Linked DNA regions of Homo sapiens: regions 1, 2, 4, 5 and 6 are each linked to region 3. Evidence: chromatin loops called from intact Hi-C (ENCODE). Cell type or tissue: endothelial cell of umbilical vein. All regions are shown on one strand. Region 1 overlaps TES (testin LIM domain protein). Region 2 holds the start of CAV1 (caveolin 1). Region 3 holds the start of LOC124901731 (a long non-coding RNA gene). Region 4 has its middle 30 kb from the start of TES. Region 5 holds the start of MET (MET proto-oncogene, receptor tyrosine kinase). Region 6 has its middle 38 kb from the start of TES.

Evidence for each region. Hi-C counts contacts between places; a loop is a spot of excess contacts. Peaks named below come from ENCODE experiments on the same cell type or tissue, not always from the same donor. Only the 100,000 strongest peaks of a DNase experiment are listed, where the experiment ranks them.
Region 1: a loop joins it to region 3, with 4 times the contacts of the local background. A loop is called at or near these places in 9 of 110 quality-filtered maps.
Region 2: it touches region 3 in a loop (7-fold over the local background); 17 of 110 quality-filtered maps call a loop at or near these places.
Region 4: it touches region 3 in a loop (6-fold over the local background); 79 of 110 quality-filtered maps call a loop at or near these places.
Region 5: it touches region 3 in a loop (8-fold over the local background); 72 of 110 quality-filtered maps call a loop at or near these places.
Region 6: a loop joins it to region 3, with 6 times the contacts of the local background. A loop is called at or near these places in 81 of 110 quality-filtered maps.

Annotation. Positions count from the first base shown.
Region 1 is chr7:116,233,255-116,238,254 of GRCh38, reverse strand. TES (testin LIM domain protein) reads right to left here. Exons shown (of 7, transcript NM_015641.4): 2 at 3,636-3,721. LOC124901730 (a long non-coding RNA gene) reads left to right here. Exons shown (of 4, transcript XR_007060485.1): 4 at 1-2,387. Among named protein-coding and RNA genes, the nearest start is that of TES, 25 kb to the right of the region's middle. In endothelial cell of umbilical vein, a CTCF peak has its summit at 2,015 (motif pointing right); a DNase peak (open chromatin) is centred at 2,034.
Region 2 is chr7:116,523,196-116,528,195 of GRCh38, reverse strand. CAV1 (caveolin 1) reads right to left here and starts at 3,160. Exons shown (of 3, transcript NM_001753.5): 1 at 3,104-3,160; 2 at 1,507-1,671. The coding sequence starts at 3,133. RefSeq lists silencers at 1,459-1,558, 1,789-2,178, 4,587-4,881 and an enhancer at 4,807-5,000. In endothelial cell of umbilical vein, CTCF peaks have their summits at 1,925 (motif pointing right) and 3,350 (motif pointing right); DNase peaks (open chromatin) are centred at 385, 1,075, 1,925 and 3,325; H3K4me3 peaks cover 3,933 bases; H3K27ac peaks cover 5,000 bases.
Region 3 is chr7:116,807,958-116,812,957 of GRCh38, reverse strand. LOC124901731 (a long non-coding RNA gene) reads right to left here and starts at 1,938. Exons shown (of 3, transcript XR_007060489.1): 1 at 1,856-1,938. In endothelial cell of umbilical vein, a CTCF peak has its summit at 3,056 (motif pointing right); DNase peaks (open chromatin) are centred at 2,447 and 3,087.
Region 4 is chr7:116,177,661-116,182,660 of GRCh38, reverse strand. No RefSeq gene overlaps it. Among named protein-coding and RNA genes, the nearest start is that of TES, 30 kb to the left of the region's middle. In endothelial cell of umbilical vein, CTCF peaks have their summits at 2,056 and 2,255 (motif pointing left); a DNase peak (open chromatin) is centred at 2,150.
Region 5 is chr7:116,668,994-116,673,993 of GRCh38, reverse strand. It overlaps MET (MET proto-oncogene, receptor tyrosine kinase), which reads right to left and starts at 1,798. Exons shown (of 21, transcript NM_000245.4): 1 at 1,417-1,798. All of the region lies in intron 1 of COMETT (cytosolic oncogenic antisense to MET transcript), which reads left to right. RefSeq lists silencers at 1,631-1,820, 1,881-2,010, 2,141-2,190. In endothelial cell of umbilical vein, CTCF peaks have their summits at 1,826 and 2,106; DNase peaks (open chromatin) are centred at 343, 603, 1,733 and 2,013; H3K4me3 peaks cover 2,373 bases; H3K27ac peaks cover 2,312 bases.
Region 6 is chr7:116,170,244-116,175,243 of GRCh38, reverse strand. No RefSeq gene overlaps it. Among named protein-coding and RNA genes, the nearest start is that of TES, 38 kb to the left of the region's middle. In endothelial cell of umbilical vein, a CTCF peak has its summit at 2,027 (motif pointing left); a DNase peak (open chromatin) is centred at 2,013.

The DNA.
Region 1 (5,000 bases), 570 kb after region 3:
CTCTGTGCTATTTCCCAGAAGGCTGATCCTTAAGGACTACACCTGTGGGATCCCTTGTCACTGGCAATGGGACAATGGGAGGTGCCAGCAGAAAATCAGAGTGATGAAGAATGAGGTCTGGGTATTTATCTCCTGGCTTTCTGTAAGTATACAAGGTGATAAAAAGGAAAATGATTCCTAACAACTTGGGGGTATGTGGAAGCAGGGGAAGGGGGTGCTGTGGGCTGAACTGTGTTTCCTCAAAGTCATATGCTGAAGCTCAAACTCCTAATGTGACTGTATTTGGAGCAGGGGCTTTTAAGAAGTAAAGTTAAAAGATGTCACAAGGTGAACGTCACAATCCATTGGAATAGGTGACCTTATAAGAAAAGGGAGAGAGATCTCTTCCTCTCCAGACACACACACACACACCCACACACACCAAGGAAAGGCCATGTGAGCACGTGGTGAGAAGGCAGCCGTCTGTAAGCCAGGAAGAGAGACCTCACCAGAACTCAACCATGTTGGCACCTGATCTCGAACTTTCCAGCCTCTAGAACTGGAAGAAAGTACATTTCTGTTTAAACTACCAGGTATGTGATATTTTGTTATGGCAGCCTGAAAAGACATACATGGGCAGGGAAGACTTCTCAGAGGTATTTCTTGAGCTGAGACTTTTTGTTTCCTAGTGGTGGGAGGTAGGGTTTTCCAGGCAGAGAACACCATGCAATAAGGCACAAAATTTCAGGGAATAGTATGTATCAAGCACTTGGATCATAGAGTGCTTGGAAGGGAAGTGGAAGAGGCTGGAAAAGCAAGCAGAGGCCAGATGTTAGGGTTTAATGTCAAAGGCCAAGAAATTTGCCTAAAAGAAGTCCAGTGGGAAACTACTGAGGGTTCTTAAGTCATCTGAAGTATGTAATAGTATCCATGTTCAAAAGACCATTCTTGTGATTGTGTGAGAGGCCAGACTAATAAAGAGGTAGAGAATAATTTAACTCTGATTTTTGAAATGTGCCCGATGGAGCCCTCAGGGTCCTAAGTCAAGGATCACCATGAAGCTGGAGGAGGAGGCTAAGTGGGCAGGGTCATGGGATCCCATGTCTACTTCACCCACATAAGTTCTGTGGCCCTAGACTAGACCTGGAATCTTTGTTACACTCAGGACAACTAGTCTAGAATATTTTACTTCAAAGACTGTACTGAAAGAGGCTACATAGGGAGGTCAAAGGCACCTGCTTCAGCTCTTTTAGCTATGGTGAAAAAGTCAGGGAATTATCAAGAATTCTGAGAGAAATGTGACTGGACCCATGCCAGGAAGATGTCAGAACTACTAAGAAATACCAATGGGGTGGACTGTTATCAACCCCAGCTGAATGACAGGCCATATGCAAAGTCCTAGACTATTATGGCTCTTAGATTTTCAGACTACACCCAGTTGATTAAATGAGTCTGTGTGATAAATTGAAATGTAAAAGGTTATTTTCATGCCATGGAGATCTGCTCTTGTCGGATATATTTTCATCTGAAAATATCGATTAAAATGATTAATATAGACATAACAAAAATGACTAACTTGCTTTAGAGAAAAGATGATATCTCTTAGGAATGAGCTTTAAAATCTCACGAGCGGTTTTTGGCAACTGCATAGCAGAACTAAAAAGAATGCAGGTTAAGTATCTCTTACCCAAAATGTTTCACAAGTAAAATAAAACAGAAGTGTATCAGATTTCAAATTTTTTTTAAATTTTGGAATATCTGCATAAACAATGAGATATCTTGGGGATAGGGCCCAAGTTTAAACATAAAATTAATTTCTGTTTCATATACAGCTTATGTACATAAGCTGATGGTAATTTTATACATATTTTAAATAATTTTGTACAAGACACAAAGGTTTGAATGCATTTTTGAATGCAACCTGTCACACGGTCAGGTATGTGAAATTTTCCACTTGTGGCATCGTGTTGACACTCAAGAAGTTTTGGTTTTGGAGCATTTTGGATTTTGGATTTTATGTATTATAAGATTGTAAGGTAAAAACTATGCCCAGGAGAGGGCAGTGCAGCCTTCTGTAAAGTTAACTAATAGGCCCAATAGAAAATAGTGTGAGCATTAAGAGCAGAGATGTTCTAATTCATGAAAACTATTTTGTGTTAAGTCACTTTACCTTTTTAAAACATGAGAGACATACTGCCACTTCTATGTCCCTTGAAGAGACAGCACAAGGGAGAGCTGCTTAAGTCTTGTAAAAAAAAATTCTGGAAAACTTTAGCTCCCTAAAACTGAAGAATTGTATCAAAACTGAAGAACTGTATCAGTTCTAGCAGGTTTCTACTGACTTTCCTATTTTAAACAATTATCTTTGTTTCTGAAAACTGATTCAATAAACTAGTTTTTAAAAGAGATTAATGTCTAAAATTTTATTTGTTTATATTCTCCTTTAATTTACACTGTACACATCTCCAAGAGCTGATGAAAGTATTCTAAACGGTTTCCTGTGGAAATCTGTAGTACAGAAGTGTTTCTCAAATGAGAGTCATCCTAACAAGGTAGCTGCCATCCTAAAACTGTATAGTTATCTTTATTTTTTTTTCCTGCTAATTCTAACTTTGAGCAGACTTGTGAATTACCACTATGGACTTGACAGTCATTCATAAGCACAGGTTTCAAATACTGATTTTAGATTTATATGATATGCAGTAGTACTTTCAAAACAACCTAAAGATAAGATCTATAGAAAATTCACATTTTTGACTCACTAACATTGTCTTGTGTATATATGCACTTCATTCAAACCAAGACACTACAATTAATTTTTTTCTTAAAAAAATTCAAGTGTTTCAATGGTTTTTCACTAGTAACTTTACAGCTAAAAATTTTAAAGAGATCTAAATTCAACTTCATTTCCTGATAACTAACATATACATGCTTGATTCAGTATTCATATTTGTTTACGGAAAATGTAGACATGAGATGTAAAGTTACCAATTTTTAAGAAGAGAATAATTAAATTATTAAACAGGGCCAGGCATGGTGGCTCACGCCTGTAATCCCAGCACTTTGGGAGGTTGAGGTGGGCTGATCACTTGAGGTCAGGAGTTTGAGACCAGCCTTGCCAACATGGCGAAACCCCATCTCTACTAAGAATACAAAAAAGAAAAATTAGCCAGGTGTCGTGGCACAAGCCTGTAATCTCAGCTATTCAGGAGGCTAAGGCAAGAGAATCGCTTGAACCAGGAAGCGGAGGTTGCAGTGAGCTGAGATCACACCACTGCACTCCAGTCTAGGTGACAGAATGAGACTTCGTCTCAAAAAAAAAGTAACAAATAAATTATTAAACAGTCCTGGAGGATTACCACAAACTTATTTACCACCAGAAAGATGATATATTCAGTATTTCAGGCTCGAAGGAAATCTTAAAGACAGCAAGCAAATCCAACAACTCTAAATAGTTATTATGGTCCAATTCACTAAGTCAAACTTAATGACAGTAAGACAGAACACTTTTTATGTTGTATTCATTTCTCAGAAAAGACAGTAACAGGTCTGCAACTTAGCAACCATGCTGGAGAACTCGAAGATATCTCCACTGTCTGAGGAAGTATTGCAAAAAGTATAAATTACTAATGTGGTTGCAGTTTTCAAAACAATACCTCCAGAAGTGCAGTTCGAATCCTTCACATTTTTCTTTGCATTTTAAACAAGGGGCTCCAAATCCTTGCTCGTGACCTAAGCCCATCTGTTAAAAAGAAAACATCATGAATCTGTTATTAGATTCTTTACAAATCTAAAAATTCAATAAATTGCACTTTTAATTCCACTTACCACTTGTGTTGAGATAACTTTCAAACAAATCTTATATTTAGTCAATGATGATACCCAGGTATGTACATGGCAGTTCCAAGTACATACATAACATATTTTATATTCTGATTGCTTTTTATCATGAAAAGAAAAGCATCAGAATATAACTGTATAGAAAACTACAAATATTGCAAATAACAAAAACTCATGAATTTATGTCTTTGGCCACTACTTGCCCCATAGTACAGCCCCATAGCACAATAGGTACAACACTCAGAAAACTATACCTTAAAAAGCAAGTCTCATCCTGAATAACATATTTTACATCAAACAAGGAATTAAAGATTTTAGGAATTACAACTGAAATATTATTTTTATTATGATAAATATTATTATAATAGCTACAATATACACTTATTGAATGCCAGTGCTATGGCTTTAATGTCCGTGCTCCTCCAAAATTCATGTTGCAACTTAATCCCCAATGTACCAATATTAAGAAGCTGGGCCTTTATGAAATGATTAGGCAGTTAGCAATGAGGGCTCCACCCTCATTGATGGGATTAGCCCCTGAGGGAGTGAGTTCCTCTCTTCCATCTCTTCTGAACCTTCCTCCATGTGAAGATGCAGCAACAAGGTGCCATCTTGGAAGCAGAAAGCAAGCCCACACTAGACACTGAGTCTGCCAGTGCCTTGATTTTGAACTTCCCAGCCTCCAGAACTTGACAAATAAATTTCTATTATTTATAAATTACCCAGTCTAAGGTATTTTGTTATGGCAGCAGGAATAGACTAAGACACAAGGAATAGAGGTAAGTACTTTACTTATATCTCATTAAAATCTTACAGAACTATATAAAATGCTTACAAAGTAGGCAATATGATTTGCCATTTTTGAAATGTTTTTGCTGAAACTCAGAGACTATGAAACTTGCTTAAGATCAAAATGTTAATAAATGGTAGAGATTTGAGTTCAAGTCTTTCTGACTCCAAGGCCTGTGCTCTTCTGCCTGAAGTTGTAGGGAGGCAAGGAGTGGAGAGCTGTATTATCACCCTTGCTATAGCAAACCCTTTTCTTCTTTACCATATTAAACAATAGTCTTTGAGAACTTGCTGAGACATGGCCTAATAAGTGGAAGGAGTGGGGTGCAGATGGCAGAAGGACACAAGGTTGTAATTAAGCTCTTTTACCCAACGACTGATATTGGAAAAAA
Region 2 (5,000 bases), 280 kb after region 3:
CTCACAGTGCAGTGGAACAACAGGGAGGATCCAGTGAAGCCAGCCCTCTCTGAAATCTGCCTCTTTTCCTGGCAACTCTCCTTCTTGTTCAAAGCCACATGAGAAGGGTGGGGGTGGGGGAAAACACAAATATCCTCTCCCTTTAAGGTAATGTTTTTAGTAAATAGTTTTTTAGCAATTCTATTTTCTAGTTTATAAGGTACTTTTGTTGCTGTTGCTTTTAAATATTCCATAATCCAGCTAGTCAAAAAAAGCTGCAAATGCTCCAATTTTCCTTTTTCCTACTCCAGGAAGCCAAGGGAGTCAATTCTGACAGTTTTTTTTTCCCTTCCAGTTACAGATTAAACTGTTTCCCCTTTTGAAATATATTATTCATGAATGTAAACGGTTTGTGAACTATAGCTCCTCCCATCCATAGATAGCAGGCGTGGTGGGTGGAAATTGCTCATCCGCCTCATTGATTGCTGGGGGTTGTATAGGAGTAGATCTTCACACTGCAGTCCCTGAGCCAGGATTTTTCCTTAGCCCTCCATTTCTCAGAGAAAACCCTTTGCCAAGGATGGCTCTAGCCCATGATATCCCAATCCAGATGTGTTTAGGCAATAAATTCCTCCCACTAGATTGGCTAAAAGGGTCAAAATCTAATAACAATGATAATTTAAAACTGACCACTGAGTCAGATCTAAGTCTGGCCAATAACCCAGTCCAATTATTTTTAATCTCACCAAGCACATCCTGAAAGTATGAAAAGGAACTCCAACCTGAATGTGCCATTAGCTCAGGGCAGGCTGACCCAGGTAGCTACTAAAGAAGCAGCTTTCCACATCTAAGTGCAGGTGTCCATAGATAGAAGAAACCAAGAGGCATACATTGTTTTTGGTTTTGTAAATTTGCTTAGTTGTGCACAAGTGACTTGTTAGTCTAGTTAAAGTAACTTTCATATGTATATGAATAAGTACGTATTTTCTTTGTCTTTAGTCCTAGGCATTTCCATCCACTGTAGTATTTTTAAGAAAATCACTTCCCATCGTTTTAGTTGGGGGAACATGCCCATCTTGTATTCTGACTCATCCTCAGCACAAGACCTGACACAATTATCTGACTGTCTTAATGCCACGTGCAGTGGGGACCTGTCACTAGACTTTCAACCTGGGAATGGATAGGAACCATCTCACCGTCCCAAGGAGTATGGGCCGTCTGTTGCTGAGGTCAATAGGCTCATTTGCTAGGATAAAAGTGTAGTTATAGGAACTTCTACAAAACTCACTTTAGCTGAATTTCAGCTGAACTAACTATTGGGGGGAGATGGGGGAAGGGAGATGTAACGTTTCTGCCGACTGCGGGAGCTCCCACACATCAAACCCACAAAACTCTGTGTGTGTGTGTGTGTGCGCGTGTAGGGGGCGGGGTGGGGTGTGCGTACACGGCAATGCTAAAGAAGGATGCACGGGCTAACTGCCAGAGGAGAGCTGTCCCAGCCCTTCCCTGTTGGTCGCCTTGGCTTACCTTGACCACGTCATCGTTGAGGTGTTTAGGGTCGCGGTTGACCAGGTCGATCTCCTTGGTGTGCGCGTCGTACACTTGCTTCTCGCTCAGCTCGTCTGCCATGGCCTTGTTGTTGGGCTTGTAGATGTTGCCCTGTTCCCGGATGGGAACGGTGTAGAGATGTCCCTGCAGAGGGCGGAGGGCGGACGGCCAGGACGGGGAGGGCGGCAACGGCGGTGGGAGGAAAAATGCAAAAAGAAAAACAAGCGATGAGAAGTCAGCCTGGCGGCGGGGGAAACCTCGAGCTCGAAATCGAACTAACCGCTCCGACAGCTACGGCTCCGTGCACAGAAACCGCCTGCGCGTAGCCAGCTTTTTAAGAGGATCTCGCAGAGGACACCACACCCCTCTGTACTCTGCAGGGCGCGCCTGCCTCCCCCGCCCGCCGCCAGGGGTCAGGGCAGGCCCCGCCGCGCGGTCCGAAGGCCCCCGCCCGCGCACGCCCCGGCTCAGCACGCAGGACCCGCAGGACCCGCAGGACCTCGGCGGCGAGGGGGCAGCCGCAGGCTTCTCCCGGACTCCCTAAGCCGAGTCGCTCTCGCCCTGAGCGCTTCACCTGTTTCGCGTTCCCGTCCCCGGTCCCTATTACCCCTGCCCCGGTAATCCCTTCCAGCTTTATCTAAGATCCAACAGCAGCCGCCCGACCCGTGGAATGTTCCCTTTATCGCTGCTTCTTGGCCGCATCCCCCTCGCACCTGCCCGCGCCCCCCACCCTGCCTCGGCCCTCTCTTGTCCCTCCACGGCTCTCCCTGCTCAATCCGCCGTGATGATCACAATCCCGAAAGTCCCCATTTTTGGCGGAGCCAGGCACCAGACCCCCTAAATGTCCTAGAACTCAGTCTCACCTGCGCAGCTCCCCCGACCCACCCTCAGGGCACTCCCAGGCTGCGGGCGGGTGGCTGAAGGGCAGCTACGTGTTGGAAGACGAGGTTTCCACACCCGGGCAGAGCTCCAGCGCGTGGAGGGCGTTGGAAGTGATGGTGGCAGTTTGGGGAGGGGAGGTCTACCTCTCTCGGAACACCCCTGCCAGACGCCAAGATGCAGAAGGAGTTCTTGAGATGGTTCAAGAACTTTGGAAAGTGCAAACACACCGCGCGCCGCCTGCGGGACCTGCCGGTCTGGGCGCCTGGCGGAGAGTCCCGGGGACTGTCCCCAGGACTCGGGTAAATAACACCTCCACCCTGCACTCCACCTCTTCGAACCCCCAGCAGGCAGGGCCGGACCGCGGGGGTCCCGCGACAAGGGAGCATCCTAGACCCATCCAGAAAACGCGTCCTGGGCCCAACAGACCCAATCTCAGGACCCCAATCCCCTTTTCCGTGTCCTCCTAGCTCAGGGGCTCCCTAGGCCCCCTCTCCATTAGGAAAACATAAAACATTCCTGGCTTCTCTTCACCTCCCCGCCCAGGCCCATTCCTCAGCGGTGCCAACGCCAGAGGAGTGCTCCGAAGTGGAGAGAGGGCTGGGGCCAGGGCAGCAGTCGGGATATTTGGAGAGGCAGATAGCAGAAGCGGACACTCCCCGCACGCCCGAGCCGGCGCCCCCCCACGGATGCCTACCTCCGAGTCTACGTATTTGCCCCCAGACATGCTGGCCCGTGGCTGGATGAAAACTGTGAGGAGGTTTCCCTGGGCTGTGCTTTAAGGGAACTGAGGAAGGAAGATCTTGTATTGTATGGGGGGAAAAAAAGGCGCTGGAGGGGGGCGGTGGCTGGGAGGGAGCCTCCTGGCCGCCCGCCAAAGGTTTGTTCTGCTCGCGGTTGGCCCGGACGTGTGCTGCGCCGGGTCTAGGCACATCCCCAAGGTTCTGGCAGCAGAGGGCGGGGAGCGCCCGCAGCGAGCAGAGAGCGAGTGAGAACGTTTCTCCCGCGCTGGGGTGCTTGGGCAGATTATTTTAAACCTGAGGCAACATTTTCCCTGCTCTGAACCACCGAGAGGCGTCCCGGGGAGAGCGAATGTTTTCGCAGTGCATCATCTCAGCAGGGGTGGAGGGAGCCGACGCGCCTGCAGAGATGCCCAGTATGGGCAACCAAGGCGGCAGAAACAATCCACAATCCTGCCCTGTCCTAAGCCGTCCCTTCCCACCTCCCCCACCCCCCGCCCATCGCCCAAGTTCCATCTCTGCCTTAAAACACATGTGTCTCCCTGTTTCACAGAGGGAGGGATGAAAGACGGCTAGGAACCTTTAGGTACATTTCACATCTAAACTTTGTGGATCCCTTATGGAAGGAATCTGTGTGGGTGCCTGTGGTGTACTTTTGGTGACACTCGTTTACATCTAGTCGGTGTGGATGGAAACTTAAGCAGGCATGCAGAATTTAACATTTCCCATCCGTTTCTGAAATGTCTCCCAAACGCTTCGAAATAAGAAATGAAGATCTTTAACTTTTCTATAATTTTATTACCGATATTTTCTGGAACAATGGAATTTTATGCCAACAGGTTATGCCATATTTGCAAAATACACAAAATGTTTATAATTGTAGAATTATTTAAAGCTTCAAGTTTATTACCAGAGAAGATTTTTTTTTAATGTGCTTGGCTGTGAGGAAAGATTTGACTTTTCTAATTGACTAGACTTAAAAAAAATGTGATAGCGATTAAAGTATTTTGTCTGTTCCTGAATCTGGGGCTTCTGTCTTTACTTTATTGTAAAGAAGCACAAAATGAATTAAATAGTAATCAGTCATTTTACTCTTGAGCTGTAATTAATCAGGAAACTCATTATCCAAAAATGAAAGGACATGTTACTTATGCTTCCATATGCAGTCAAAAGTCAAAGTATCACTTGAAATTATTTTAAAAAAAAAGCTGGAGTACACTTGAAGGGGCACAGGTTAAAATTAAAATGGAGAGGGGAATGTGGGTTGGGAGTAAGAGGGAGGAGAAAGGGAAATGGATGGAATGCTGAAAGAGTTGATTATTTAGTTAGAGAGAAGACACAAAAGTATAAAAGAACTATAAAGGACAGGCTATTGTTGGTAGCAAAAATTTTTGGAACAAAAGATCAGTTTTAACTAAGAATGGCAGGGAAAGTGTCACAATGTTACAAATGTTGGCATGCCTGTAATTATGTTGGCCATTCATGATTAGCAGACTAAAGATCTTTCAAAAGTTGGATTTTCCCAAATACCACATTAGTGGGAGCTAAATGATGAGAACTCATGGAAACAAATAGGGAAAAAACAGGCACTGGGGCCCACTTGAGGGGTGGAGCGTCGGGGAGGGAGAGGAGCAGAAAAATAACTATTGGGGAGTAGGCTTTGTAGCTGGGTGATGAAATAATCTGTACAACGAATCCCTGTGACACAAAATTTAACAAACCTGCACATGTACTCTTGAACCTAAAATAAAAGTTAAAAAATTTGGAATGCTTTAAAATAAGCTTATTTATGAGTAAACAAATAATTAGGGTCTTCCTTCCTTCCTTCCTTCCTTCCTTCCTTCCTTTCTTTTC
Region 3 (5,000 bases):
CTCTGTAAAAAATGTTAAATGTATCTTCCCAAAAGAAATGCTGCCTGTAACATATTAAACTGCTGTAACTATGCATCAACCTTGTATGAAAAATGTCATAATCTTGCTAAAAACTCTCTGATTCTGTATGAATAAGTGAAACCTTAACTTCTCTATTTTGAAGCACTGATTCCATTCCTTTGGAGTTTGTGTTTCCATGTGGGCCATCTTCAAACTTTGTGCTTGAATAAACTCTCTTTAAATTAAACCCTGATCCTTTTGGTTATTTGAGGTTGACAGTACTGACTGTCTCCTTTAGATGGGGTGTACATGCTGTATTTTATCACAGCCCCCAGTATACCCTATTTTTCTTATTGGTTGGGTATCATAACTTTCCATAACCTGCCAGACTTCTATGGTTGTTTGTTTGAGATCCCTGGAGTTAAAAGTCCACCATCGTTAAGGTGTGTACTTGAAATTGTTTTTCTACAATATTGGGTCCAGGAAGACTCTCTAAGACCTTTTAAGGGTAGAGGACATAATGCCAGAAAAGACAAATATTTTGGATTACATACAGATTTAAAATTTTTATATGGCAAAAGACATAAACATAGTCAAAGGATAAATGATTGTCAGGAAAATAATTTGTAATAAAGACAAAGGTAAAGACAAAAGTTTAATCTTTCTTTCTCTTTTTTTTTTTTTTTGAGACAGAGTCTCACTCTGCTGCCCAGGCTGGATTACAGTGGTGTGATCTCGGCTCACTGCAACCTCCACCTCCTGGATTCAAGCAATTCTCCTGCCTCAGCCTCCTGAGTAGCTGGGATTATAGGTATGCACCACCACGTCCAGCTAACTTTTGTATTTTTAGTAGTTACAGGTTTTCACCATGTTGGCCAGGTTGGTCTCAATCTCCTGACCTCAAGTGATCTGCCTGCCTCAGCCTCCCAAAGTGCTGGGATTACAAGCGTGAGCCACTGCGCCCAGCCAAAGGGTTAATATATCTATTTTACAAGAAGAGTTTGCCACCTGCTGAAAGACAAACAATTGAATAAAAAATAGAGGAAAGAATAAAATGGGGCAAAGGCTGTGGAAAGGCAATTTAAAGAAATGCAGATGGCTACAAAACACATAAACACAGGAAGTCAACTTCTCTGTTAATCATGGAAAAGCAAATTATGACAACAGTAAGAAACCATTGTTTACTTATTTGGCAGTAATGAAAAAGAGTGCTGATGTCCCAAGCTGGTACAAAATAGGGAAATAAGTATTTTCAAATATCGTTGGGAGTGTGAAAAGGTGCAGCCTTTGGGGAAAACAACTTGCCTAATATCTAATAAAATACAAACAGTGTGTGATTTACTGACCCCACTTTTGGGACTGTATCCTAGAATAAAAGGCCAGTATATTAGATTATACGTAAAAGTTTTTTTGTAGTATTGTTTGTAACAGTAAACAAAATAAACCAAAAAAAAATACTGGAAACAGCCTGAGTGGATTGTAACAGCCATTCTACAGATGGTCAGGTAGCAATGAGAAAGACTGAATTATAAACTGGAGGAATACCTGTGATATGCTGCAAAGTCAAAATAAACTGTTGCAAATTATGTATACAGCATGATCCTATTTTTATTTAAAACTCTAAAATCAACATATGTGTATATCTTTCTATAAAAATGAGAGGCTTGTAAATATGGAGGTGAGAGAAGCTATGGGAACAGAGGGGATGCGGGAGGAGATTGTTAGAGTCTGCAAGAATGTTAGCTTTAAAAAAATCACATCTTATTTTGCACAAAGAAGGCATACATTCCTTATATAAAAAAAAGTCAAATAAAAACATTTAAAACATGTTTTTCTTTAGCAGTGGGCAACTTACATGTTCACTGTCCTGAAGCCCCTCGATCTTGAGGAAGCATAATGATAAAGTGCTTTCAGTCACCCAACAGTGAAGCTGTCTGCCCTGATTAGGGATCAAACCTTTGACTTTAGTCTCCACAGCACAAAGTTCCAACTGAACAAATACCCTCTGTTTACACATCATCATAGCAAACTCAGAGACTGCTTGCAAATTATGCAAATATACACTGATAAGAGGATCACACGCCTCCTTAGTTAACTATGCTTTTATTATATGTTAGGCCTTTGAGTTCAAAAACAATTATGATATTGCATTTCAGTATAGTATGAAGGTAAAAGTATACAGTCTTGGCTGCAGATATAATAAATATAATTGCCCCTTTTTTACTGATTTACCCAGTGTTCTTTAAAATGTGGGTTTGATGTCATGTAAGCCATATCTGCTATTGTCACAACCACCTATAGGTTTCAGATTAGTAAAGTCTTTGAAATATGACTCTCCTAAGCAGAAAGGAATCTGCAGCACTTGGCATAAAGATTATAATCTTTGGCCTTCCTGTGGTAAGATTTATAACTGTGACCTTAGGCTCTATTTCTTTTGGAGTGTAGTCACTTTAAGTTACCAGTGATGATTGCTTTGAGTTATTAGGTCAGCGTGAATTGCCTAATACAATGTCAGCTTCGTGCTTCCCAAGGGCTGGGCAGTATTAGGGACACGAAACAAAGTGAATTTTAATGTCCGCAGAAGGCAGTGCTCTGATATATGAGCCACCTCAGTAACAATGAATTTCCATGGCAGGAGATTTCAACACCAGTTCTTAACCTCTTCTATGTTCTCCATTCTTTAATTCATGAAATATTATGAGTTCATTTTTAATTAGGTGAAATAGTCTGAAACTAACTGGTAAAAGGGAGGAAAAGGAGGAGTTACATGCTAGCTTTACCTTAGGGGTAACTTTTTCCTGGAATGACAAAAAGAAAGAGTTATGTGAGTTAAACTCAATGCCCTCCAATTCTGTTAACGCACCTTGACCTAGAAGCTGAAATGAAGGCTTCCTCCCACTGAAGTTCAAAAATGAAGATTCATGTTAATACCCAGGTGGCAAGCAACAAAGGCAGGGTAAGTTTGGTTTTTTACTATTCAAACATTGCCTGCTTTCAACAATTAAGTCACCTACAGTGTAAGAAACCAGACCTTTCTTTGATACACTACATTTAAATGTGTTGTCAACACTAGATGGCACTCAAGGGTTGCTTTTCTAGCATGTTCCTCCAGTTCCAAAGTCCTTTGCCATTAATTACCTCCTTTAAAAAGAGCAAACATGCTATTTAAACAAAGGGTCCCTGTAGTTACTCTGTAGTTCTGTTTTTATATTTATAGTCATGTAATCAATATGTTGGAAGAGTAATTAATTTTTAACCTCAACCTATGGGGAGATCAAATGTTAGTGGAGTTAATGGATGGAACAGGCTTCATTATTCTAAAGTAATGCTAATGATAAAGCAGGGAAGAAAGTCAAGGGTTGTAAACAATCGTGCCATCAAACACAATCATATAAAGCAACAGTGCAGCGCGATCATGGGATGCTGACCTCTTGCCAGTCTTCTTCAATATGACTGTTGTTTCTGTTTTAGTTATCTAGACCCTCCTGTGTGAATGAAATAGTCTCCTAACTCATCTTTTAAGGTATTTCCTCTTCCAATTCATGCTGTTGGAGTTACTATTCCAAATAATAGTTCTGATTTTGTTGCCCCTCTGTTTTGAAAGCCTCTCCTCATTCCCCATTTCCTAACACCTTAGAGTGATATTAAAGGTGCATCTTGATTTGGGCTCTCTCTACACTCCTGGAGCATGCACCCTAGTTTCTAGATTCTTCATCCACAATATTTCTGCAGTGCTTACTGTGCGCCAGCCTGTGTGTTTGTGTTCTTCCAAGAGAGATAACCCAGTGCACAGCATTGAAGCATGTCCATGGGCACGAAGGGTTCTGGGTGGACTCACTCCCGGAAAGGGGTGCGTTGGCATGGCCAGAGCTGAGGGGCTGGAAGACCAAAAGAACAAAAAACTCATCCTCTTTATTCTGATTATATTTTCCTATTACTCCACCCCAGGCTTGAATTTCCAAACCTACTTCCCCAGATCATGAGAAAATAAGAGAATCATTCTGTTATATGCGGGGAGGCTTATAGTCAATTGTACACCAAGGCTCATCTTCAATACACGCATTACTATTTTTCCCAAATATTATTATATTCAGATGAATCTTTCTTGTTCCTTAACCATACTTGTACTTTTCTGACTTCATTGCTGACATGATCCACTCTATGGAGGATGTCCTTTTCCTACCTGTCCATCTGGGCCCAACTCAGAAGCATCTTCCACACAACCTTCCTCAACCCCTTCTATTATAAGGAAGGTTTGTAAAGTGTGTTGACTCAGGCTTTCCCTCCTCCTTCCTGAAGGGCAGGAAGCCATCTGGACCACAAGGTGACCTTGAGGATAGAAGACATGCCTTGGGATAGTGGAGTAGAGGGATGGGAGCCTGGGTCCCTGCCAACATCCTGCAGCTTCTACACCAGCCCCCAACTGCCCATCCTCCAACCTGTTTTGTGTAAGAGAAAAAGCTCATCTCCTGTAAGCTACAGTTGTTTTGGGATTTTCTGAACCTAATTCTGATATACACACTGTAGATTAATTGTGTGTCATTGCTTTTTTTGTTTTTAGGAACTTTCTCTAATTATGATAAGATCAATGCTTTCATACAAGTGTAAGCAGGAGTTAAGATGTTTAAAGGGAACAGGTAAATGAATGCACAATTTTCCCCTTTTAAAATAGAAGACAGGAGTGAATATAATTTGTGTAATTTAAGATGCAAACTTTGGAACAATTTCAATGAAATGAAATTCAGAACAGAGGAGACCTGTCATTTGGGATTACTAGTTGTGATCTATAATGATTTGCTATTGTATGGTCTTTGCTCACTATTACATTCAGTGGGGCCTAGATTAAATTGAGCTAAAGGAAGTGTTAGTTTTTTATTCCTTTGGTATGCAGGAGCTCAGTTGTCTTTTTTTTAGAACCAGAGATTAATTATATTTGCATGGTGGGAGTTGGTGAGGAGGGAGAGGATTTAAAAAAAAAAAGGAAGAAATTAACATTTGTT
Region 4 (5,000 bases), 630 kb after region 3:
TTGTGGAGGGAAGTGGCAATATTTAAATGTGGCCTGGTAAATATATAACATTAAGAAGTTCTCTAAATTTGTCAGATGTTATAACAGCACTGCTAATAGGTAAGAGAACACTTATTTTCTGGAAATGTATGCTAAAGGGATTAGTTTGAAGTATAATGTTTGTAATTTATTTTATAATGGCTCAGTAAGAGGTGACAGCATGCTAGCAGCCCTCGCTTGCTCTCGGCGCCTCCTCCGCCTTGGCGCCCACTCTGGCCGCGCTTGAGGAGCCCTTCAGCCCGCTGCTGCACTGTGAGAACCCCTTTCTGGGCTGGCCAAGGCCGGAGCCGGCTCCCTCAGCTTGCGGGGAGGTGTGGAGGGAGAGGCGCGGTTGGAACCGGGGCTGCGCACGGCGCTTGCGGGCCAGCGCTAGTTCCGGGTGGGCGTGGGCTTGGCGGGCCCCGCAGGCCCGGGGCAGTGAGGGACTTAGCACCTGGGCCAGCAGCTGCTGCGCTCGATTTCTCACTGGCCTTAGCTGCCTCTCTGCAGGGCAGGGCTTGGGACCTGCAGCCGGCCATGCCTGACCCTCCCTGCCTCCCCCCACCCCCGTGGGCTCCTGCGCGGCCGCAGCCTCCCCGAGGAGCGCCGCCCCCTGCTCCAGGGCGCCCGGTCCCATCAACCGCCCAAGGGCAGAGCAGTGCGGGCACACGACGCAGGACTGGCAGGCAGCTCCGCCTGCAGCCCCAGTGCGGGATCCACTGGGTGAAGCCAGCTGGGCTCCTGAGTCTGGTGGGGACTTGGAGAATCTTTATGTCTAGCTAAGGGATTGTAAATACACCAATCAGCACTCTGTATCTAGCTCAAGGTTTGTAAACACACCAATCAGCACCCTGTGTCTAGCTCAGGGTTTGTGAATGCACCAATCCACACTCTGTATCTAGTTAATCTGGTGGGGACATGGAGAACTTTTGTGTCTAGCTCAGGGATTGTAAATGCACCAATCAGCACCCTGTCGAAACAGACCAGTCAGCTCTCTGTAAAACAGACCAATCAGCTCTCTGTAAAATGGACCAATCAGCAGGATGTGGTTGAGGCCAGATAAGAGAATAAAAACAGGCTGCCCCAGCCAGCAGTGGAAACTAGGTGGGGTCCGGCTTCCACACTGTGGAAGCTTTGTTTTTTTGCTCTTTGCAATAAATCTTGCTGCTGTTGACTCTTTTGAGTCCACACTGCCTTTACGGGCCTGTAACACTCACGGCAAAGGTCTGCAGCTTCGCTCCTGAAGCCAGTGAGACCAAGAACCCACTGGAAGAAACGAACAACTCCAGACGCACCGCCTTGAGAGCTGTAACGCTGACCGCGAAGGTGTGCAGCTTCGCTTCTGAGCCAGCGACACCACGAACAAACCAGAAGGAAGAAACTCCGAACACATCTGAACAACAGAAAGAACAAACTCCGGATACTCCGCCTTTAAGAAGTGTAACACTCACCGCGAGGGTCCACGGCTTCATTCTTGAAGGCAGTGAGACCAAGAACCCACCAATTCCGGACACATCGAGACAAAACATATATGGAAGAAACAAATATGCAAAATGTTAATGAGGTAGGAGGTCTATGAGTAATATTGTTCAATCTTTACTTTTCTGTACTAAACGTTTCCATGTTAGTGAAAATTCTAAACATTTAATATGAAAGTACATATATATATAAAAGTTAATTGCAGTTGTCTGCAGGAATAATTAGAAAAAGGAAAAAGTTTAAGAAATAAATGTCAGCTTTATTCAGCCTAATCTTATTTTTCTTTATTCTAGGAGATAGACTTAAAACATTTTTTTCTCATCTTTTTTTTTTTGAAGATAGATAATTTCTAGAATCAAAATAATAGAGTCCCTATTACATGATTTAATTTTTTTCTTCAGAACATCCAGTTCTTTTCAGTCTGCTCTGGGTGCTCATCAAACCTTATGCAATCTATGTATTGGGCTTCATTGTGTCGTAGGTGAACAACCAGTCTCAATTCTTGATAGGGAGAGTATGTCTCAGTGATTCATTGTGTGACAAAGTTGCCAGTACAAGAGACTACCTGGTGGTCAGTAAGCTGCAGACCAAGAGTAACTTAAAGGACTCCTCCGGACTTCAGCTCAGTCAAGGATATCTAACACTGTTTTGAGGCACCTACCTGGTCTTCTTTCTCAAGGAATGTTATTGTTGCCAAAGCCCTTGTAAAGACAGCTATAAGATACTTTGAGTTCTGTCAGGCATTGCAGAAGTTGTTGGAGACCCCTGGTGGCAATATAAAGGATAAACAGCTCACTGCAAAGTTTGATGCTAGTATGGAAAATAGTATCAATGGGAAGAGAAACTATTCTCTCTTAGCCTCCTTTTGCTTCTCTGACATTTCTATTCTTTCTCCTGCTGTTTCAAAAATTTGTTATTCTTTAAAGATTTTTCCATGCTATTCTCATTTATACATGTTCCCTGAGTGATCATACCCATTCACCAAATCATACTTTCAGCATGGTTTTCTCCGTTGAGTTTCATGCCTGTATTTCCACTTCCTTGCTACTTATTTCTATATATAGATATCTCTTAAACTCAACATTACAAAAAGGCACTAATTGTCTATGTTTTCTAATTCTATATTTCCTATCCAATGAAATACTATCACAATACAGCCAGGCTAGAGGGCTTATACTTCAAGGTACAAAGAGTATGGCACACTTACCAGGTGTGAGGCACAGGGGTAGGTGCTGGGATAAGGAAAAGAAAGTCACATCTTAGAGCAGAGTGAGAAAACATATCCTTTAATGTGATAGAGGAATACAGGTAGTGCTTTGGAAGTTCTGAGGAAGGAGACCTAACTCAGACTGAGATGGAAAGATTCAAGATGAAGAACTCTTAGAAGAAATTACTATAAAGCTGTATTGTAGACAGTAAGAATTTGTCTGTTATAATCTGAATTTTACTCTCCCCCCAAATTCATATATTGAAGTCATAGCATTCAGTAACCTTGAATGTGTCTGTATTCTGAGATATTGTCTTTAAAGAGATAAGTTAAAGTGAGGTGAGTAGGGTAGGCCCTAATTTCATATGAATGGTGTCCTTATGAGAAGAAGAAATTTGGACACAGACATGGACAGAGGAAATATGTGAAAACACAGGAAAACAGCCATTTACAAGCCAATGAGAGACCCCATAGAAGAAATCAACTGTGCTGACTTGTTTATGTTGGACTTCTAGCCTCCAGAACTCTGAGAAAATTTATGTTAAGTTACCCAGTCTGTGGTACTTCATTATGGTGGCCCTCGCAAACTAATATAGTCTGATTTCTTTTTCGAGGTAATGGTAAGACTGTTCTAAGCAGAGGGAAGAAAATATGCAAAACAAATGGCCATCAAAGATGATAGCTTACTTGAGAAACTAAAAGTAGTTTGGCACTACCGGATCACTGGTCATATAGTGGGTAAGGGCCGTCGAAAATTTGGGGTAGTGAGATCTGAGAGACCAGATTATGAGAGGCATCATGTGCCAAATTAAATGGTGGAAATTGAGGTGGCAGGAAGGGGAAGACATGGAATTAAAGGAAGTAGTATTAAAGGAGATCTCATACATTGCAATTGGTTTTCTCCAATCAAAGTTAATCATGGGTGTATAACTCTTAGGTCTCTGTCTAGCCCAGTTTTCTATGTTAATGACTAGTAGTATTTCATGATAATTACCAATTGTCTAAGAGATAGAGAAATACTTCCAAGAACCTCATTAATTTTTTTCTCTCACAAGATGTTTATTCCCTCTGAGCAAACTAAATATTACTTTACTTAATTTTATATCATTATGCTTTCCTCCCTTATTCTAAGCTTCTTCTCTTCAGTGTTTGTGTTTTATTTTTAATTTTTTAAAAATTAATTAATGAATTTATTTATTTATTTTTGTATTTGAGACAGAGTCTCGCTCTGTTGCCCAGGCTGGAGTGCAGTGGCGCGGTCTCGGCTCACTGCAAGCTCCACCTCCTGGGTTCACCCCATTCTCCTGCCTCAGCCTCCTGAGTGAAAGCAACCTCCGCCTCCCGGGTTCAAGCCATTCTCCTGGCTCAGCCTCCGGAGTAGCTGGGATTACAGGCATGCGCCACCATGCCTGGCTAATTTTGTATTTTTAGTAGAGACGGGATTTCTCCATGTTGGTCAGGCTGGTCTCGAACTCCGGACCTCAGGTGATCCACCCACCTCGGCCTCCCAAAGTGCTGGGATTACAGGCATGAGCCACCGCGCCCAGCCAATTTTTTGTATTTGTAGTAGAGACGGGGTTTCATTGTGTTAGCCAGGATGGTCTCGATCTCCTGACCTCGTGATCTGCACGCCTCGGCGTCCCAAAGTGCTGGGATTACAGGCATGAGCCACGGCGCCCTGCCTAGTGTTTGTGTTTTAATAATATCTAGAATAGGTTACTGCAAGTCTGTTGAGTTACTGCTTGGATAAGCTGGATTTAGCTAGAATATTGCAGTCACACACCACATAATGGCGTTTCAATCAAAGAGGAGCTACATATATAATGGTGGTCCTATAAGATTATGATGGAGCTGCCCTATACAGGTGTACCTTTTTTTTTCTTTTAAACCGTATTTTTACTGTACCTTTTCCATCTTTATGTATGTTTAGACACACAAAAACTTGTCATTGTTTCGCAGTTGCCTACAGTATTCAGCGCAATAACATGCTGTACAGGTTTGTAGTCTAGGAGCAATAGGCTATACCGTATAGCCTAGGTGTGTAGTAGGCTAACCCATCTAGGTTTGTGTTAGTGGACTCTATGATCACATGATGAAATCACCTAAGGATGCATTTCTCAGAACATACTCCTGTCGTTATGTAATGCATGACTTTACTTTTTAACATCAATATATCTCTATTTCTCAAGCCTTAATATTTATTTTGCTTCTTTTTAGTTACTGTTAACTTTCCTAAAATTTAAAGTATGGATGATTTATCTTTGTTTTCCTTTTTGTCATCTTCCCTATTATCTTT
Region 5 (5,000 bases), 140 kb after region 3:
CACATTTTTGTACTACCAAAATTTCTTATGAATGATGTAAATTTTCCCTCTGTTATTCAGCAGTTCAAAAAGAATGAACATTGAATACACCACAGACTTGCAAATGATAGGAACCAAAGTACCTCACTTATGTTCCATTATGGAAGTTTACACGTTCAAAACAAAGCTCAATTAGCTTAGATCAAGGAAGGAAAGCTATGTACCTGTAAATAATCCAAGCACCACTTACACTGTTTACATAAAAATGCAATTTATGTCCCTGTAGCACAGAGAAACATGATGTACATCATTTTCAGATCATCTTCATGCAGAAAAAATTCATTAGTCAGCTATAATAGTTTAGCTGTAAGGGAATATAATGTTTTTCTGAATCCATTTGCATGGCAATGTGCATGTGTCTGGCTGATGAAAGCGACAGAATAAACCCCCACCCAAAGCTACAGAATGTGAACAGTCTTCTTAAAATTCAAGAGAGGGTCCAGATAGTCTATATTGCCTCCAACGTCAGTTCTTACAATCCTCTCACATTCATGGACCATCTTAACATAGCAATTAAAGTATCTTGATTATTTTGCCTAAGAGAGTTGACAATATTTCATTCTGCCCGAGGGCTCCTTTGAACATAAAACTGTGATAAGGTAAAATACACTGGGCAACTATTCATGCGTGAGCCATTGGAGCCCTCTCCAACTGCCAAATTAGCAAATGGCTCTTTTAAAACATGAAAGATATGAATGGGAAACCGTACTTCGGAGTAAATTCTGCATTGACAATAGTCAGGGAAAGTACTTTCACTGGTGCTTTAATTATCGGGTCAGCACTACGACTGGCCACATCGCTCAGCCTCTGGTTATAATCTATTTCACCTAATAAGATAGATGTCCACCACAAGCCCCAGAAAGAGATAAGGTACGATGGAAAATTGATGGATCACAAGCCCCGCGTGATTGCCAGAAATGAATTCAGACTTTCACAGAAACACCTGCCCCTTGGAAGGACCCCAACATAACACAGATAAAGCAAGGCTGGGAACAAGGAAACAGCTCGGCTCAAACCTTGCCAGCTGCATCACGGTGGGACGAGGATGACCGGATCCCTTTTGTAAGGGCTGAGTCAGATCCCAGCTTTAAAACTTGCTGGGCCGTAACAGTCACACATCACCCACTGTCCCAGCGCCCCTCTCCCTCCTAAGTCATACAGGTGGCCATCAGAAGCAACCCCCTAAAAAGACAAGCCCCATTCTAGTTTCGTCCTCGCCGTGGCCACGTCTCTTCAGTTTCCGAAGCCCCTAAACTCTAGCCCACCTACGTGGTTTTGCCCCCTGGAACAGCAGTCAGGTCTCTTAGGGGAACAAAGAAAGCAGAACCCCTGAGGCGAGGGATTGGGTACTGGATCTGAAAGGGGCTGCAATTTTACCTTTCGGTGCCCAGGAACCAGTGGAGAAGTCAGCGGCGCAAGGACCACACGCGCGCTCCGCGCCTCCCCGCCTCCTCTCAGCAAGTCAGCTGTCGCCCCGCATCTGGCTCGCGCCCTCCACTCGGCTCCGCATCTGCTCACAAAGCGCTCGGGGCGCCGCGGGCGGCGAGGGCCTCCGGGTCACCTGCGGCCGGGCTGAGCCCAGCGCCCCGCCCGCCCGCCGGCCGCACTCCCTCCGCCCCTTCCCACACGCGCGCTGCCCTGCCAGTGACTCAGCCGGGCATCGGCGCGCGCGGCCCGCGGCGGCCCGGGCGCGTTGGGGCCGGAGGCACCGCCAGGCGACCAGACTGAGGCGCTCGCCTGCCCGCCCCAGCACGTGTCTGTCTGCCTCGCGTGCTGTCCGTCCCCTAGTCCGCGGGTTCCGAGGACCGCTGAGGTGGGGACTGGCACCACCCAGAGGGAAATCGGCCCCCGCCCTTCCTGCCGTCCGCGCCGCGCCTGGCCCCGCGGGGGTCGCGTTTCCTCCCGCCTCTGCCCCGCCCACGACAAGGTGAAACTTTCTAGGTGGAGAAGTTTTCTCGCCCTGGCTGCGCGCTCTCCTCCCCCAGCTCAGGCAGTCTGAAGTTAGCACAGCCGGAGATAAGCGGGACCGAGTCTCCCCCTCCTGGCGCTTGGGAGGCGAGTGTCACCCCGGGCTCAGATGCAGGGCGCGCACCCTCCTGGCACCCCGCTCGCTGACCCCGGGAAGGGCGCGAGCTTTGCTCTCGGCCTCTCCCACGTCTCCGCTAACCGCCCCGCGCCCACCCGGGTTTAGAGAGATTTGGGCACCGCAGAAACAAGGAGTTCATTGTTAGAGGCGGAGGTAGAAGTGGATGGACGAATTGTCCCAATGATTTCATTATGCAACGATTATCCTCTACTATAATAACTCAAATTTCTGCAAGGAAGAACAACAGAGGAGTTTAACCCTGAGGAGACTTCCATTTCTTTTTTTCTTTTTTTTTTTTTCCATAGCCGGAAGCAGGCTGATTAAATAACTGGGCAAATAGCGATGAATAAGCACAACAGAACAAAAGTTTAATTCTTGAATGTTGAAATCTTATGATGATTTTTAAAAAAGAGCTTTTGGGGCCTCGGTGAACTCTATTAGGAGTAATTGTGTTGGGATAACTTTGTATTTCGCTATAAAAATTGGCACCTACAAGAGTAAATGAACACTCAAAGGTAATAGGATCTAAGGAACGGGCATTGCCGGTTAGAACTTGAGTTCGTTCCGGCTCTCATACCAACTTGTTCAATCATGGCAATAGATAATGAGACATAGATATCTTCGTTATTGAAAGTCATGGGTTAAAATAACAGTTACTATGCAGGTTCAGTTCTTATTTACTACAGAATGAAACATAGAAAAATGTAGTAAGAATAGTTATCATTTCCCAAGTGCCAGGCACTTGGAAATGATAATGTAACCAGAGGTTACATAAGAGTGATTTCAGTCCTCAAAAGAGATTACCTCTTGATTCCCCAGTTTTATGGAAAAGGAAAGTTCCCATTACGTTACTAAAGTCTTGCATTGAACCATTTTGCAGGTAAAGAAACTGAGTCCCTAAAAGTTCCCAGGAGAGTCACATAGCTGGTTAGTAAGAGGGGCAAAGTTAGAACTTAGCTTTCAGCCCAGTCAGGTGTCCTTCACACCATACCAAGAGGCCTCAGCAGGCTAAATAAACAACGCGGCCTGACTGGAGATTTCCTGATACGGCATGGCATAATTTATCAATGACTATAGCTCATTAAAAAACACTAATTTACTGGTAATAAGGCACTGGGCCTATTTATGGACAGATCAATTACAGATTTTGGGTTCAGTAACAGCTTTCAATAAAAGATGAATAAATTAATGAATTTAAAAAGTTTTACACACACACACACACACACACACACACACACACAGAGCCATAGTTGTCTAAAGGAATGATTAGAGTGCTGTTTCTATTTCCTGGTTTCCATAGCAATATGTTAACTGGATTTTTAGATCACATTATGTAGTTGCCTTAACAGGTTTTCTGAGTTTGAGTGCCATGATAAAAATATAAAAGAAAAAATTTACAATTAAAGTTGTAGAAAGACCCAGAAAAGCCAATGCAAACTGGAAAATAAAATAGATGATAAATACAAACAACCCGTTGTGTATTTTCAGCACTGAAACTTTCTAGTTTCTAATAACTAACAAAATTTCAATCCAGTTTTGAAACTGTATTGAAAATCATCATTTCATTTATCAACTGTAAATAAGGAGATAACATTTTATGAAATAACATAACTAACAATAGCATAACTAAAAGTATCTGGGTGTGTGAAGGTCAAGTAATTTTTACACACTACCTAGACAGATTTGATTGGGAAAATGTTTACAGATAATTTCAGATTTTTGGAAATGAATGGAAACAGATATTTTAAAAGGTAATAGGAGTTCTATAATTCAATTTTGGTTTTGCAGCAAACTTTTAATTGTTGCTATTTAACTTTCCTTGGGTTCATGTCATGGGTGATACACTGTATGATGAAGTTCTGTTGGTATTTTCTTAACCAAACCAAATCTCTTGTGGTCCACACTGTTGGCTGGCTAAGCCAGCATCTGTTCCCAACGAGATTTTCCTGTTCCTGCCTCCACTCTTGGGGCTTGAAAAGAGAAATATTTGCTTTCCCAGACTCCTTTGCAGCTAGACATGGCCATGTGATGTCATTCTGGTAATGAGGTATAAGTTGAAGTCTGATGGGGCCTTGTGGGAAAGGGTTTAAGGCTGGTGCCACCCCTTTTCCTTTCTTGCTTCTTGATTTCATATATGATGCCCAGTGAAGAACTAACCATCTTGTGACCAGCATGCAGAAGTTGGTGCTGACATTGCTGAGGTACAGCCCTACTGCCAGTAGACACCTGCTTCCAGATTTCTTGTTTTGTGGAAAAAAAACAAAAACAAAACTTGTTCTAGACACTGGTAGCTGGGACTTCTGTCACCTGCAGCTGAAAGCAATTAAAACTGATAGACCCCTCAAATTGGGAACAACATCTCCAAGACTGAGTTGAGCATAATAGTTAAGAGTTTTAGAACCAAACAACCTGGATTTCAATCCCAGCTATGTCTCTTGCTAGCTGTGTAGCTACAGGCCAGTGGATTAAACTCTCTCGTGTCTCATCTGTGAAATGGGGATCATGATAGGGTTATTGTGAGGATAAAATGAGGAGCTACAAGTAGAGCACATGGAACAGTGTCTGGTAAAATATAAATGATCCAAAGGCATAAGCAGGTCTTATCCATCCACCTGTGGATAACATAATGTTGAACTACAAACAGGATCCCATCTCTTAACTTTGAGATGGGTCTAGTGATAGCTGTGACAAAGAGACAGAGGAACAGCCACCTCCTGCTCTAATATGCTCTATCTTTTTTTCCCTCCCTTTAACACATTAAAATTTGGGTCTTTGAAGGCACTCTTGAAGTTGGTGCTGTTTTTGAAATAAAAATGAAAGCAGTCTCCTAAGAATAGGGGCTTCATGCTTGCAATGTATGGTGAATAGGGCCCAC
Region 6 (5,000 bases), 640 kb after region 3:
CTGATCATTAGAGAAATGCAAATCAAAACCACAATGAGATACCATCTCACACCAGTCAGAATGGTGATTATTAAAAAGTGGAGAAACTACAGATGCTGGCGAGGCTGTGGAGAAATAGGAACACTTTTACACTGCTGATGGGAATGTAAATTATTTCAACCATTGTGGAGGACAGTGTGGCGATTCCTCAAAGATCTGGAACCAGAAATACCATTTGACTCAGCAGTCCCATTACTGGGTATATATCCAAAGGAATATAAAACGTTCTGTTATAAAAATACATGCATGTGTATGTTTAGTGCAGCACTATATACAATAGCAAACACATGGAATCAACCCAAAGGCCCATCAATAATAGACTGAATAAAGAAAATGTGGTACATATATACCTTGGAATACTATGCAGCTATAAAAAGGAATGAGATTATGTCCTTTGCAGGAACATGAATGGAGCTAGAAGCCATTATCCTCAGCAAACTAAGACAGGGAAAGAAAACCAAACACCACATGTTATCACTTAGAAGTGGGAGCTCAACTATGAGAACACATGGACACGGGGAGGGAACAACATACACAGGGACCTCTTGGGGGAGGGTTGGGGAAAGGAGAGTATCAGCATAAATAGCTAATGCACGTGGGGTTTAATACCTAGGTGATGGGTTGATGGGTGCAGCAAACCACCATGTTTGGTGCACAAGTTGACCTATGTAACAAACATGCACATCCTGCACATGTATCCTGGAACTTGAAATTAAATTAAAAATTTTAAAAACAATGACCCAGCACAAAATGGTTCCAAAGAAGATTCCCCCAAACATAGTGAATATAAAGTAAATCACCTTCCATGATTCTGTAACTGGTGGGTGACAACACATGAATAGTATGTGGGGAGAGGGATATGTGGATAAGCTGGGGAAGCCACAGGGGCACATTGTCCCAAAATGTACATTTTGTAAGCATAAAATGTATAAAATAAAAATGGGAGGAAGAAGATTCTCTAAACTGATGAGTTTATGGACCTTCTTGAGAATAGTGATTTTAAAGCCCTCTTAGTTCCCCATGTAACCCTAATGTCCATGTAGGTGAGCTGGGGCATAGAGGTTGTGCCATGTGTGTGGAACAGATGGACAGATACCTTTGTCTCTTTGGCCTTCAGGGTCTCCAGGCCCAGAACAGCCAGATACTCTAGGCTGGTCACTTCCAGATCTAAGGGTATCATTCATTTACCTCAAAGTATCAAAACAAATAGCATGTTCGATGTATGCCGTATGAAAAAACCTGGGAAGCACTTTAACATACTTGCCCTGTTCTGTTCATTTCAGTCAGCATCTCTTGACACTCAACTGTTAATTCTCTTCCTTTCACTTGTATTGCTCTTTTCTCTCTTTGTTCTGGGAGCAAAGGAGGGAGGGTCAAAGGCCCCTGTGGAGCAGGCAGGTTAAGTAAATATTTGTTTGTGGATTTAAAAATTCTGACCTTAGGGATGGAGTGGATATCCTTGCTTTACTTATACAATTTTAGATAAACAGTAATTTTGATGCTGTGTTATGGTGATTTTCTAGCTTAAGTTTCCAATCAAGTAGTAACTTTTTGGAAAGAAGGAGTGTTTGCTCAGATGATAGGAGGGTGTTGAGAGGGAAGATGGAGATTGAAGCCGGGTGTTTTTGATGTTGCAGATGTTTATTTTTTCGTGTAGAGTTCTACCCGCTGGAGCCAACTTCATGAAAATAGAAAGTTTCCAGCATAGTACTGACACGTAATTGACACGAATCTTTTGGATTGAATTGAAGAATAAAATAATAAAATTTGTTGTTTTTTAAATTCAAAAGATAATTTCTTCTATACCCAGTAAGACTTTAAACTCAATGCAGCACTAATCTCACTGCTTCTGCAGCCCCTTCCTGAAAGGGAAGAATTGAGGATTTTCCTCTGTGTGTAGTATAATCTATCAAATTTAGCATGAAGACACTGAAGACAAAGGCTTTGAGAATTTAACAGTATGGAAGAGTTTTGCTGCCACCCAATGGACAAGCGTAATATTTTTTCATTATTCAGTAATAAACAATTTCCTCTTACCTCACTGAACATTCATATACAACTGTAGTAATTATTTCAACAAACATACTTGAATTGCAAATTACTTTTTAACTTTTAATATTACTGGTGTATGTGGTTGTGTATATGTGTGTTGAGGCAGTAGGAATGCAGTGTGTATGAGAAAATAGTTTGGCTAATTTTAATTGAAGCATACTGAATTGTTTTCTATAATTTTGTCTAAATAAAATTTAATAAAGGTTTCGGGGCACAACAGATGACTTATAATTACTGAGCTTTTTAGCTCAAAGAACTCTGAGAAATTCTAATAAACCTATGAGTGAAATGAAGAATTAGAAATAAGTGGGGAGACTGGGGAAATAAACAGGTTGAAATTAAGAAAACCGGGAAAGACACTCTGTTTGTGTGCATGTGTGCGTGCCTCTGCGTGCATGCATTTGTGCACACATGAGAGAGGCATATTTGACCACTGAGCTAAAAATATTAATAGTTGCTTTTGTCTGCTTTTACATTGTATTTCTTTAGAGTACAGGCAGGGGTTTATTTTTGCCTCTTTTACTCACTGATGAAGAATGCCTGGTGTATTGTAAATGTTGATAAATATTTATTGGATGGAAAGCATGTGTCTACATGAACTCTAGAAAACAGAAGAAACAAAATGACTCATAATCCCACTTATAATACAAACAACATTAGTATTTTGAAGACACATAACTATGTAGCTTGCAGTTTACAAGCTCTGTTCTGTTCCTTCAGTAACCTGTGAGGGTTGGAGGAAGGTTTGGTTGTAAAATGTCTCATCCACATATTTTTTCTGGGATATTTTCCAGATTCCAGGATCTCCCTCCATTACCAGTTTCTCTGTGGGTCATGCTCTGGCATTTCTATTCATCCATTCACCTATTCTGAGGTGTGGTTGCCCCAATATTATTACATACTTTTTTCCATTGGATCCATGAGACCTCTTGTCTACTTTCATCCTTCATCCTCCACAAAGGCATCACACCTGATTTTCTAAAAATATGTGACCTCTTTATTTTAGGATGAGAGAAATTTTAGAAAGGAATTACAAGGTTAAAAGGGACCATATTAAAGTCCTAGTTAACCTGGAGTTTTCCTCAAATCTCACAAGTTAAGGAACCAAAATAACGTAGGGCTTCCTAAGAACGGGACGTCATGGATGACTCCCATTCCACCTTCCAAAGATGCGCAGCCAGTCCTCACCTTTAAACCCCTGTGTGCCCTCCAGCTCCAAACATTCCATTCCTGAACATTCTCCATTCAATACTCTACTATCTTCCCTTGCAAAACCTCTACTGCTTTTCACAGGAAGGATCATCACTCCTTGGATCCACCTGAGTCTGAGATTCTGGGATTCGAACTGGTGGACGTTGATGCTCTTCTTCAGCCCTCTAAGAAACAGTGAACGTAGATCCTCCTTGCAGGGCTTTCTTTTTAATCCTTTCACTATGAGAACATGGGTCTGCCATTCTCTTTATTAGCTGACTTATGATCTAAGGTACCTTTCCCAAGAGCAAATGCCTAGGATTGGCGATGGGAGGTGAAAATATGTGCATTACCATTCAGATGTGCAAGAAAAAAAAGTAACAAAGTAACCAGTTTATTTTCTTTATTTTGAAATCATTTTGCTTACAAACCCCCGTCTTTACCAGTGGGGATTGTGGAATAGATATAAAATTGTCAGTTAAGTAGCTCATGCTCTTCTGTTTTAAAATGGTCTCTTTTGTTAAGCTCATTCTTTCACATATTCTCTTCTCCTGCCTCTTACAAAACCCACGGCAAGGCTGAGGGGGAACAATTTGCTTTGTGCTTTGTCTCTATCTGCGACTCCCACAGAACTTGGCTTGGATGTTTTGGCATCAAATCTCACTCTGATAATATAAAGGCATATCAGTCTTTTGATGACACATAACTGTGTAACATGCAGTTCACTGGGGCCATGGTTGAGGACTCCATACTGCTGCCACTTTTAATGTGTCTTTAGGTGGTACAATTTGTGGTCTGTTCTCTTGGCCTTGACATGGTGAGGAGATTGCTCTGGGGAACTTGGTCACCTCTGTTATCTGATCAAGTCACCTCCACCATCTGGTTCACTATTTCTGGCTTAGTAGAACTTGCCCAAAGATATAGCTGTGACTCTCATTCAATCCCTGACATGGGAAGTTGATCCCAAAGCTTTGTGCTGTATGTAAATTAACTTTCTCCTTATCCAGACTCCCCAGGTAAGCTCATGCTATCTGCCTTCTCCCATACATGGGCAATTCTGTATCATTTCTTGTTCCTCAGGAGACAGGCAGAAGATGTAGGACTACCCTGCTCCATGTGACGGGACTTGTTTATCTGCTCTTGCTGTTCTACTGTTCCCCAAGGTGTGAAGTGGAGCACCCATTCAATTGTTCTCAGGTTTGTTCTCAACTTATTTGGAGTTTGTGTCAGAACTTCTATCAACTACTGGATTGATCCCCTTTCCAGGTGCCTGCTGCTTCCTTACCCTGGACTTGTCTTATCTGAACTTCTTTCCCCAGTTCCTGCACATTCCCCCTCCTCACCCCCAACACCCTTCTTCCCAATTGTGCATCCCAAGCCTGTAGGCAGATAAGAGCTTCAGGCACATATGAGCATATGTGATCTGCTGAATGTTCTCTGCCTATATCTTATAGGGAATTTTTATATTCAGATCTCCAACCTTGTTATGTAAAGATTGGCTTTGGGTTAGAACATTCTTTACTTTCTAAACAAAGCCTGATTTTCAAGAGTATTCCCTGACTGTGAACTCAAATATTTAAACTCTGAGCTACAATGAGAAGCCTGTTTGTTCTAGACTCTTACCACTCTCTCTCTTTTTCTAGGACAATGAACCTTATGCCTTATCCTTAATGGTGAAAGGAATGGCTTTTTTTTTTTAAAGTAGGATTAATACAAGG